Regions from separate parts of the Mus musculus genome. Here region 2 is linked to region 1. The links are chromatin contacts, found by Hi-C or POLR2A ChIA-PET in ENCODE. All regions are on one chromosome and are shown on one strand. The core of a region is the stretch at or near the end of the contact, and the rest is flanking DNA. Distances in the headings are between cores, read along the strand shown. Region 1 holds the start of Zfp595 (zinc finger protein 595). Region 2 holds the start of Zfp874a (zinc finger protein 874a).

Evidence for each region. Hi-C counts contacts between places; a loop is a spot of excess contacts on that map. ChIA-PET counts read pairs that join two places held with the same protein, here RNA polymerase II (POLR2A).
Region 2: a loop to region 1 is called in a map of T-helper 1 cell, with 2.8 times the contacts of the local background. The contact joins the promoter of Zfp874a here to the promoter of Zfp595 in region 1. A Hi-C loop is called at or near these places in 2 of 37 maps with a recorded cell type or tissue (T-helper 1 cell and mouse trophoblast stem cell). POLR2A ChIA-PET finds 5 or more read pairs at or near these places in 1 of 5 experiments (embryonic stem cell).

What each region holds. Positions count from the first base shown.
Region 1 is chr13:67,329,891-67,336,172 of GRCm38, reverse strand. Zfp595 (zinc finger protein 595) reads left to right here and starts at 3,613. Exons shown (of 5, transcript NM_177622.3): 1 at 3,613-3,706. The coding sequence starts at 3,701.
Region 2 is chr13:67,450,373-67,456,846 of GRCm38, reverse strand. Zfp874a (zinc finger protein 874a) reads left to right here and starts at 5,223. Exons shown (of 4, transcript NM_177712.4): 1 at 5,223-5,335. The coding sequence starts at 5,330.

The DNA.
Region 1 (6,282 bases), core at 2,364-4,863:
GGAATATGGAAGACTTTGGTGCTGAGGGTGACTTGAACTGTGGGGGACTGGCTCAAAAGATTTCACAGACACCCCCCCCCCCCGTGTGTGTGTGTGTGTGTGTGTGTGTGTGAGAGAGAGAGAGAGAGAGAGAGAGAGAGAGAGAGAGAGAGAGAGAGATGTTTGATGAAGAATTTAGCTACTTTGTTTCCTGATCAAAATACTCTGCCTGAGGATGAAGCAATTTAAAGGGATTTAGATTAAATGTATTAGGTAAAGAAATGTTAAACATCCTAGTTGTTTTGGTTAGGGTTTTATTGATGTGAACAGACGCCACAACCAAAGCAATCTTATAAAGGACAGCATTTAATTGTGGCTGGCTTACAGGTTCAAAGGTTCAGCCCAGTATTATCAAGGAGGGAACATGGCAGAGTCCATGCAGGCAAGGTAAAGGAGGAGCTGAGAGTTCTACATCTTCATCTGAAGGCTTCTAGCAGTAGCATTCCCAGGCAGCTAGGACAATGGTATTAAAGCCCATACCCACAAGGCCACATCTACTCCAACAAGGCCACAGCTCTCAATATTGTCATTCCCTGGGCCAAGCATATACAAACCATCACATTCCACTCCCTTGCCTCATAGACTTGTTCAAACACAAGTCTCAGTGGGTCAGATATAGCCATAGCATAATTTAAAAAGTACATTTAGTCCAACTTCTAAAATCTATGCTAGTATCAACAATGTCATAAATCCAAAGTTCAAAGTCTCTTCTGATATCCATCCAAACATTTAACTGTAATCCTTGAATCAAGATAGGAAACCAGCTCAACAAACTCCAAACTCTGCATTTTCATGTCTCATGACAAAGTGGTCTTCAGATCTCCAACTCCATTTTTTTTTTTTAATCTTTGTTGACTACAACAAACTTGTTTTCCTGGATTGATTCCACTCCTATAAGTAGTATTCCTCCAGAGATATTTTATGAATCTGGCATCTCGAAAATCTTGCAGTCTCCAAGGCAACTTCAATATTGTAGCTTCTTGTTTCAGTGTCTGATATTCACAGACAATCTTCTGGCCTCCTTCAAAGGGTTAATATCCCTTCTCCAGCTCTGTTATCTGTAGCATTTGAGGCTCAGGTTGATCCACTCCACTGCCACTGATGTTCTGGGTTATCATCCCATGGTAATGACATCTTCAATACACTGGGGTCTTCTGCTGAAGCTAGGCTTCACCAACAGTAGCTTCTCATGAGATCTCTTCATGGTGCCAAGCCTCAAATCCTTTGCCTGACCCCTTCATTCCTGGGCCAACAACTGAGGCTGCACCTTCACCAATGTCCTTCCATGACCTCTCACAGTGCTAAGCCTCAGCTGCTCTTCATGACCACTTCATGCCTTCAAACCCAGTACCACCTGGGTGACTCTTACATATTACCAAGTATAGCTGCAGTACAAGGTACAACCTTGGCTATCTCTGGAACACAGTTTTTTTGTGTGCTCAGAAAATAGTTCCCAGAAGATTTCACCTCAATGATACTGGGCTCTCCTTAATCACCACTAACATCTTAGTTCCAGGTAGCCATCAATTATCCCAGTAGTACCTTCTGTTTTTACTCTAAAGCCAGAGCCACATGGCTAAAGCTACCATGTTCTACTGCTTACTGGCACTGGAACATTGGTGCCCTTATTCTATTACCGGCTTTCTGTTTTCCAGCTACCTCACTGTCTGAACTTGGCTTCCCTGGAACTTGCACTGTAGGCTGGCCTTGAATTCAGAGATCTGCATGGCCTTGTCCCTTGTAATGATGGGATTAAATGTGTATACCACTTTGCCTGGATCTAAACTTAGCTGGATGGAATCTTGTCCCAAAATTCTTCAAGCTGTTATTTTCAAGAACATAGGATTCAGCTCCATTTCACTTCTTGGTGTCCCTTTAAGACTTGAACCATATATTTTATTTGTTTTTCCTATGCTTGCTAAGCTTGTTCAAAATGCTCTTCATGAAACTTAACCAGAGAACAAAGTCTCTACTGGGCTATTTTCAGACTTCTTTTGTCAATACAATTAATATAAATCTCTTTACCTTAGACTCAGGTAGACTCATCAGACAAGGACAAAAAGCAGCCACATTCTTCACCAAAATACCACAAAAACTGTCTGTAGGCCACATCACTATCAGCAACAAAGTCTTTCATATTCTTTCTAGGATAGCCCCTTCAGCCCCATTTGAAGCATTCTACTGCTTCCCAATCCAAAGTCCCCAAATCCACATTCTTCCAGACAAATGCGTGGTCATGCCTATCACAACAATACCCCACTCCTGGTACCAACTCCTGTCTTAGTTCAGTAAATAGTACATAGCCTAGTTGTCTTAGGGTTTTAGAGCTGTGAACAGACACCACAACCAAGGCAAGTCTTATAAAAGACAACATTTAATTGGGGCTGGCTTACAGGTTCAGAGGTTCAGTCCAATAATAAGGAGGGAACATGGCAGCATCCAGGCACGCATGGTACAGGAGGAGCTGAGAGTTCTACATGTTCATCTGAAGGCTGCTAGCATACTACTGCTCCCAGGGAGCTAGCAATGGGGTTTGTAACTTTGACTCAAGCATGAACTGCACAAGAATAAGCCTTCCAAAGAAGAGATGGGAATTCTCAATACTCCATGTTTCCAGTGTAACTTCTTTAATACAGTGATATCATTTGACAGTTATATGAACACATTTCTGATACCTTTGTATTCAAGAAGGAGTTATCTTGATGTTCTGCTTCAGAGAAATGTGGGAAGTTCAAGGCAGATACCACTGATGTTCAAATATGGTGAAATATGAATGATGACAGGATCATCAGAGACACAGGAAAATTAATAAGGAACATCAAACCTAACAAAGGAAATCCTATAGTGCACAATGGACCAAGGACGCTTGCCATCCTGTTGTTTCCAACCTTTTCCCCTTCAAACCTGTGCCCAGGGATAGTGGCCTAGCCTTGGTCCACTGTGCACTATAGAATTTCCTGTGTTAGGTTTTGATGTTCCTTATTAATTTTCCTGTCTCTCTGTACATATACCTCTGTGATCCCAAGAGCTCTGTCTGCCTGCCCCCTTCCCCTTGGGAGAGATGCAGGGGAGGAAAGCAGTGCTCAGAAACCACCTGGTGGTAATTAGCTTTGAATTTTAATTTGTTTCTCTTAACCACCTGAGATGCTGCAAGACAATCAGGGTCACCAAGGATGGTTTCAAGAGCATCTTCAAGAGATAATGCTCAGTCCTAAATTAGCTTCCATATTTTTAAGTAACTGATGAATTTTCCATATGGTAGTAAAATACTTTAAATTCCTTTAAAACCACAGCGTCCTAGCAGAAATAACTAGGAAACGTGGTAAACATCACTGTAAAAGGTTCGATGCACAGGCTAACATAGGGTGCTGCGACCACCGGACTTTAAGAGTCCAAATGCCCGTGTCTGCCCATCTGCAGATCCTTGTTTATTCCTAACTTAACCTACTCACGGGTGGCAGGAATTCTGGCGGACAACAAACTAGTTCTGTGGGTTCCTGGAAGTTCTTCGCACTGACTTGTGGGAAATGTAGTCCCTACCACGTTGACGTCACCAAAAGGCTGGCTGTTCTTATCAAACTTCCGCATTTGATTTTCAAACTTAAGCTTCTCCCCAAAGTTAGGCGTCTGTCCTGTTGAGCACTGCGTTTGGATCTCTGACATGGAGGTTGGTGCAGGGAACAGCGCCATCTTGCAGATCTGAGGGACTGTGCAGGGTGGCTGGTCGGGCGCTGAAGATGATTTGAGCTGACCTGGAGATGCTGTGCTGACCTAGGCTGGGCCACTGCCCCTGGGCACAGGTTTGAAGGGGAGAAGGTTGGAAACAACAGGATGGCAAGGGCAGGCTGGGTCTGCTGACTGCCTCTGCCTGAGATGCTGAAGGGAGCGCACTCATCTTTACTGGGGAAACGTGCTCTGCCTGTGCCTACATAGCTGTAGTCAGATTCTCGGGACATACAGAACACGTGGACGTCTAGTGCCTACTAAACTTTATATCCCGTCCACTACTCCAGTTTGATCTCACAAATCTTCCTAAAGTTCTTGATGTCCAGGGACAGAGAGACCTGTGAGGGTGATTGTTTTATGGAATGTTAGTTTCTTTTCCTTTGCAATGAATTGTTGGATTTATGGATGCCTCGAGTTGAAAAGAATTCTGAAGGTACAATCCTATACCTGAATCATCACAATACATGGCTACATAGACACAGAGTAATTTTGTAACTGGTATGAACCAGTGTTTGCCCAAATATGGAATTTGCCCTTCTGCTTAAAAATCGTTAGACAATAATCCTCTTAATAAGTGTTCTGTCCAAAATTTGGACTCCTTTTCAAATATAAAAGATGAGTTGATGTGTGTGTGTGTGTGTGTGTGTGTTTGTTTTTTTCAGGGTTTCTCCACCACAGCCCTCCCCCCTATCTCAGGTGATCTTGCTTATATTGTCACTTTTCAGTCAAACCAAGGGTTAGTGAGCCAGAGCCTGGCTCGTGGCATTCAAGTCTACTCCCAGAAATCATGGGCTTCAGACCACCTTGTCCTATCTACTGGGATTTTCAATGAGTTTCTAACCATACCTAGGATAACAGACATTTCCTCGTTAACTTTGCTAATCTGTAGAAAAAAAAAATAACAGTATATGAAGTCGGAATCGCAATGCTGCCTTGTACATCAAAACATGTTCCTTACAAAGTAGAGAGAGTACAGCATTGTGCTCATATACAATTTATAGGCACCTTATGTTCATATATATTTTTAATTAAACAGCTCTATGACAGAAAAGAGAACTTAAGTGTAATTCTATGACACATTTCTGTCACTTCTGCTTTTTGGGGAGGAGTCAGGAATCCAGAGAATCAAAATCATCGTCTCCTTTATAGCCAACTCAAAGTGAGCCTAGGCTACATGAGACCATGTGTTTTAAAAAGATTCTTAGAACATAGCTTTTCTTTTTCTACGTGGTAATTACTTCTGGTTGGTCTCAGTTCTGAGCACCAGTGCCCTGATAGAAATCCATCCAATTGACATCTTCTAATTATGAAAACTTACAAATGGGCTGTAAGAAGTTCCGTCGAATGTATTTGAAATGTTACATCCAAATTTTCACTAGTATCCTTCTGTTAATGACTAGTGTTTGGGGTTAGAAACCTGATTGCATTTCTTGTGTGGGAAAGGATTCCATCTTTGTCTGGCTTGAGTATTCCTCTGTATTTGCAGGGAATGGTTGTCATCTTTGCATCATCTTCTCTGTTGTTTTCTGTCATTACCCCCCTGGTGGTTTCTTATGATTTTAAATGAATTTTCCCAGAACAGCATTCTGGCTCTACAGATGGAAAATGATAACCACATCTACCACTGTACTTCACATATGGTATCACCACCATCCAGACAGTAATCTGTGGGATTCCTTCCTCTTCCTCTTCCTCTTCCTCTTCCTCTTCCTCTTCCTTTTCCTCAGGGAGGAGTCCAGTCTCCTATGCTTGCAGTCCTGACCTTTTTCTTGCAGGCTCTTATTTCCTCCTAATGTTACTGTGACTGATGATATGAATCAGACTGACTATGTTGGTGTTTTGTGGAGCCCATAGCCACTCCTGATCCTACAATACTTCCCCCTACTCTTCAACGAGTGTCCCTGAGCTCCTTGTAATATTTGGCTGTAGTTCTCTGCATCTGTTTCTGTCAGATGCTGGTAGATACCATTCTCCTGTCTGCAAGACTAAACAGAGTATTAGTAATGGTGTTAGGCATTGGTTCTTGCCCAGAAAAGGGGTTGCAAATTGGGGGTAATCAGGGGTTGGTCATTTCCTGTCTCTTCTCTGTCTTTCTCCCTGTACTATTTGTAGGTATGACACATTTTGTGTCTAAGGTTTTCTTCACAGGTTGGTGTCCTTATCTTTTCAATTGGAACCCTACCTGACTACAGGGGAAAGCCACTTTACTTTCCAAATTCCCCACTGCTAGGAACTCAGCCAGAGTCACCCCCATAGAATCCATGGAGCCTCTTGCATCCCTGATCTCAGACTTTTTCCAGAGATCCCCCCTTCCCCTGCCCACCATCAAATTCCATTCACTCTTCTGGTCCTCTCTCCCAGAATCTCCCTATCGTATTCCCTGCCCACGTCCAACTGTCCATCCACGTCTGATGACTATTTTATTTCCACTTCTGAGTGAGATCCAAGCATTGTTCCTTAAACATTCCTTGTTACTTAGCTTCTTTGGATCTGTATATTACAGCACGTATATCCTTT
Region 2 (6,474 bases), core at 3,974-6,473, 120 kb before region 1:
CCTGAATCTAATTATCCTTCTTGGGTGAAAGTTTTTCTTTTAGTATTTTCTGTGGATTGGATTTGTAGATAGATATTGTTTCAATTTGGATTTGTCTTGAAATGTTTTGTTTTCTTCACCTATGGTGATTGAGTGTTTTGCTGGCTATAGTAGTGTAGCTTGGCACCTGTGTTTGGGTTGTTTTGTTTTGTTTTGAGGTGCAGGATATCTGTCCAGACCCTTCTAGTTTTTAGAGTCTTTGTTGAGAAGACAGGTGTAATTGTGATATGTCTACCTTTGTATGCTACCTGGCCTTTTTCCCTTGTGCTTTTAACATTCTTTGTTCTATAGATTTTGTGTTTTGATTATTATCTGTTGGGAGAATTTTCTTTTCCAAACCAGTCTAATTGATATTCTATAAGCTTCTTGTATGTTTTTAGGCATCTCTTTCTTTAGTTTGGGAAAGTTTTTTTCTATGATTTTGCTGAGAATATTTTATGGGCCTTGGAGCTGGGACTCTGACTTCTTCTAGTCCTATTATTTTTAGGTTAGGTTTTTCTATGGCATCCCACACTTTTCTGGATGTTTTGTGTCAGGAAATTTTTAGATTTAACATTTTCTTTGACTGCTATATCAATTTCTTGGCTTGTATCTTCTATATTCGAGATTCTCTTTTCCATCTCCTATATTAACTTGGTGTTCCCCTTCTCTTCCCTAGGTTTTCTATCTCCAGTATTTCCTCAGTTTGTGTTTTCTTTATTACTGTATCCACTTTCAGGTCTTACACGGTTTTATTTATTTCCTTCACCTGTTTAATTTTATATTCCTGTATATATTTAAGGGATTTATTTGTTTCCTCTTTATAGACCTCTACCTGTTTGATTTTATTTTCCTGTATTTCTCTAGGGGATTTCCTCTTTAAACTCCTCTATCATCTTTATAAAATTGGATCTAAAGTCACTTTCTGTAGCGATAAATTGTTAAAACTCTGCTCTATGCTATATGCTCCTGGAGACCTGCTCTGCTCTTCTGTACCTGTCCCAGAGCTCTGGATTCATGAATGAAAGTCATGCACATGCCAACTTATTTTTTTAATATGCTTTCACTATCTCAATGTCTGGGCCACTTACTTCCAACCCTCTCTGCAGGTAGCACACTCTCCCCTCCAGTATTCCTGAGTTAACACTTACTAAATTAGTCTGGAGAGATGGCTTAGTGGTTAAGAGCACTGACTGCTCTTCCAAAGGTCCTGAGTTCAAATCCCAGCAACCACATGGTGGTTCACAACAATCCATAATGAGATCTGACACCCTCTTCTGGTGCTGTCTGAGGACAGCTACAGTTTTGATTTCAATTCCCAGCAACCACATGATGGCTCTCAACCATCTGTACACCTACAGTGTACTCACATACATAAAATCAACAAATAAAGTTTAAAAAAAAAACCATGCAAAATCTATATTTTGTCCTTGGTGCCCTAGACCCTTCTGGGACTGCTTTCCCTTTTGCTCCTATATTTTGTCCATTTCTCCCTCTTGGTCCTTATTGGTGTGGTCAGTCCTACACCCCTCTCCTTATTTCTTTTCTTTTCTTTTTCTTTTTTTTTTTTTAAGATTTGAAATGAACCACTTGATCTTTGACAAAGGAGCTAAAACCATCTAGTGGAAAGAAGACAGCATTTTCAACAACTGGCAGTTAGCATGTAGAAGAATGAAAATTGATCCATTTTTATCTCTTTGTACAAAGCTCAATTCTAAGTGGATCAAGGAACTCCACATAAAACCAGTGACACTGAAACTTATAGAGGAGAGGGAAAGCCTTGAAGATATGGGCAGAGGGGAAACATTCCTGAACAGAACAGCAATGGCTTGTGCTCTAAGATCAAGAATCAACAAATGGGACCTCATAAAATTGCAAAGCTTCTGTAAGGCAAAGGACACTGTCAATAAGACAAAATGGCAACCAACAGATCTGATAGGGGGGGCTAATATCCAATATATGTAAAGAACTCAAGAAGCTGGACTCCAGAAAACCAAATAACCCTATTTAAAAATGGGATACAGAGCTAAACAAAGAATTCTCAACTGAGGAATACTGAATGGCTGAGAAGCACCTAATAAAATGTTCAACATCCTTAATCATCAGGGAAATGCAAATCAAAACAACCCTGAGATTCCACCTCACACCAGTCAGAATGGCTAAGGGCAAAAACTCAGGTAACAGCAAATGCCGGCAAGGATGTGGAGAAAGAGGAACACTCCTCCATTGCTGGTGGGATTGCAAGCTGGTACCACTCTGGAAATCAGTTTGGCCTTTCCTCAGAAAATTGGACATAGTACTACCAGAAGATCTATCAATATCACTCCTGGGCATATACCCAGAAGATGCTCCAACATGTAATAAGGACACGTGCTCCACTATGCTCATAGCAACCATATTTATAGTAGACAGAATCTGGAAAGAACCCAGATGTCCCTCAATGGAGGAATGGATACAGAAAATGTGGTACATTTACACAATGGAGTACTACTCAGCTATTAAAAACAATGAATTCATGACATTCTTAGACAAGTGGATGGATCTGGAGGATATTATCTTAAGTGAGGTAACCCAATCACAAAAGAACACACATGATATGCACTCACTGATAAGTGAATATTAGCCCAGAAGCTCAGAATACCCAAGATACAATTTGCAAAACACATGAAACTCAAGAATAAGGAAGACCAAAGTGTGGATACTTCAATCCTCCTTAGAAGGGAGAACAAAATACCCATGGAAGGAGTTACAGACACAAAGTTTGGAGCAGAGACTGAAGGAATGAACATCCAGAAACTGCCCCACTTGGGGCATAAACAACTACCAAACCCAGACAGTATTGCAGATGCCAACAAGAGCTTGCTGACAGGAGCCTGATATAGCTGTCTCTTGAGAGGTTCTGCCAGTGCCCAACTAATACAGAAGTTGATGTTCACATTCATCCATTAGACGGAGCATAGGGTTCCCAATGAAGGAGCTAGAGAAAGTACCCAAAGAACTGAAGGGGTTTGCAGCCCCATAGGAGGAACAAAAATATGAACTAACCAGTATCAGCAGAGCTCTCTGAGACTAAACCACCAACCAATGAAAAAACATGGCAGGACTCATGGCTCTAGCTGCATATGTAGCAGAGGATGGCCTAGTCGGTCATCAATGGGAGGAGAGGCCCTTGGTCTTGTTCTGTGCCCCAGTATAGGAGAATGCCTGCGCTAGGAAGCGAGAGTGGGTGGGTTGGGGAGCAGGGGGAGGGGGAAGAGGATAGGGGATTTTTGGAGGGGAAACTAGGAAAGGGGATAGCATTTGAAATGTAAATAAAGAACATATCTAATAAAAAAGATTTATTTATTTATTATGTATACTTTACATGTATACTGCTTATGAGTACACTGTCACTGTCTTTAGACACACCAGAAGAGGGCATCCGACCTCATTACAGATGGTTGTAAGCCACCATGTAATTGCTGGGATTTGAACTCAGGACCTCCAGAAGAGCAGTCAGTGTTCTTAACCTCTGAGTCATTTCTCCAGCTCCCTCTCCCTTGTTTCTTGCCTGGGGATCCTAAAAGTCCTGCCTCTATCTCCCTTCCATCATTGGCCACTGTTAACTCTATTTCCCAACCAGAGCCAACTGGGGGCAGTGTTCCTTTAGCCTATGTGCAGGACACTGGAAACAGGTTTTTGAGTAACCTGATTAGCATGAGAACTCAAGCTGCTACAGTTTTCTCGTGGTTTGGTTGGATCAGGATAACTAGGGCTTGCTGTCTGTCATGGGGTAGCTGTGCTTTGGAGGTGTCACATTGGCCTGGTTCGTGTTGATTGTGTTGTTTCGAGGGCCTTTAGCCATCTAGATGCTTTTGCTCCATGGATGTTCTCATTGTAGCCGGATTGAGAGGAAGGTGAACCTGGATGGTCCTGGTGTGGCAGGCCTCTGATGGGCTGCCTTGGGCTGTATGGTTGCGAACCTGTGGTTCTGTATGCTTCAGGAGTCTCAGGTTTGATGAAGGTGGGCAGATATGTGGCAGGAGAATGGAGGACCTCTCGGATGGCGGGCTGCTCCAGCAGCTTGGCTTGCCCCAGAGGACTCAGATAGCAGGGAAGAAGGGTTGGGGAAGGGAACCTTACCTGTGGTTCAGGAGTCTGATGGAGGTGAAGGAGAGGTGGCAGGAGAGTGGAGGTTCCCTGGGTAGTAGGCTGCTCAGAGCAGCTTGGTTTGGCCCAGAAGGGATTCTGTTATTTCCAAGGAAAACTGCCAATATAACATACTATTTCCCTCTCTCCTCCTCCTTTTTTTTTGGGACAGTCCCAGTACAGGCCTCTGGCTCTCCTAGAACTAGAGTTTCTCCTGTCTCTGCCTCCCAAGTGATTGAAGGCATATCCATAACATCTGGCAAGTTCCTTTTGTCTATTTTTCTATTTTTTTTTTGCAAGCTTAAGTAACATTTTATAATATGTAGAATGAAGATTAAAATAAACATATTGATGAGCAACAACTTGTAAACTTAACAAACAAAACATGGAAAGGCTTGATTCACAAATATCTTCTGTGATGAATCTGGATATTTCTGGTTTTGTTGTTCTTTGTTTTGTTTTGAGACAGGGTTTCACTGTGTAGCCCTGGCAGGCCAGGGACTCACTGTAAACAAGGCAGCCTGGAACTCAGAGGTGCCTGAATTTGCTTGCAGTGAGCTGGGATTAAAGACACCGCAGGCTGTGAATCTTGAATGTCAAAAGCAGCCTGAGTCCCTGCTTTTGCTCTTTGTCCTCTGTGAGGAAACTTTATTGTGTGCCGGGCACCCGCTCTTAAATTACTAAAAGATAAGTTCCTGGCAACTTCCCTCCTCCAGAAAATTGTAAAACTCTTTTGAAATGATTAACGCATGGTCTGGTTTCTGCAAACTAGCTTATTGCCACTTAACTGGCAGTGAGGTGGTTCCTCAAATAGCTGTAAACTCCACGGAAATTAAGGAATTAAGAACTTTACAGTGAAAATCCGGAAAAGCGGCACCTTACATAAACATTCGGCTCGTTAGAACTGGACACAGTTCATGGTCTCCTTGTTTCCTAAGTAGGTGACACTACATTGCAGACACACATCAATGTAGAAATCCAGGACCTTTAAATAATACAACTCACTCTCCTAGGACTCCTGCAACGCCATCGCACAGACTTGTGGGAAATGTAGTCTGCAGCACGGTGACGTCACAGGTCTGCACTTTTAGTAAACAGTTCATCTTTTAGTAAGCATGTGCGGCTCTTATCCAAAGCTGGGCCAGACTCTGGTCCTGCTGTGCTCTCCCGTTGGATCTCTGACATGGAGGTTGGTCCAGGGTTCAGTCATCCCAGGGTCTGTGCGGGGTGCATAGTTCCGGAAGGAACAGGGACCGGATGGAATGGGAGCTGGGAAGAGCTGATTTGGAGGAGCTTTCTGGACAGGGCTGGTGAGAGGGCGCTGCGGGGGTTGGTGGGACTGACCCCTGCGTTAGACTGACAGAAATCAAGGAATGGAGAAGCTTGTAAGTTCAAGGATTGCCTGGGCAGTGTTGGCTGGGTGAAGGTCTTTGCCTGGGCATGGTGATTCTGGGCGTACACTTTCCAGCTTTCTGGTGGAAGCATTAGCTGGGTCACTCTCACGTGGATATTACTGGATCTGTCAGTAAGTTTAGTTAAGAGGAGATCTGGTCCTTTCTGTACTTTATGGCTGTCTGTCACGGAGTTCAAGACCACTGAAAAAAACTCCGAACAAAACTAGGAATTATGAGATAAAACCAGCCGGGCGGTGCTGGCGCACGCCTTTAATCCCAGAACTTGGGAAGCAGAGGCAGGCGGATTTCTGAGTTCGTGGCCAGCCTGATCTACAAAGTGAGTTCCAGGACGGCCAGGGCTACACAGAAAAACCCTGTCTCGAAAAACAAAACACAAAAACACACAGAGAAAGAGAGAGAGAGAGAGGGAGAGGGGGAGGGGGAGGGGGAGAGGGAGAGGAGAGAAGAGAGGAGAGAGAACCAAACAAAAAACAACCCAAACTGCTTTATTTAGAGCCACAATCTCCTTTGCCAGTTTGAGAACTGCTGCAAAAGGGAAGATAGGGGTTGGAATTTTTAAAGGCACACACCACAAGTATCTCAACTCTGGGGATTTTCTGCTATGTGGGTTTTTTTTTTTTTCTTTTTTTGGTTTTTTGTTTGCTGTTTGTTTTTGTTGCTGTGTTGTACAACAGCTTAGTTGGAAATGGAGCTAGCTTTTAACTATCACACATGCAATAACTCTTGTCTTGCTTTGAGGTGACAGAAATTGCTAGGTTCCAGGGTCAGAGTTTTGCGTACTGGAGATTGAGGTGTGTGATGTTTCCTCCACTTACCTGGAAATGAATTGTGAATTTACAGATGGTTCACTTGGATTAGGAATCTCTCGTGGAAAGTGTTTAATTCCTCACTTGAAATGACACAGATGTTTTCT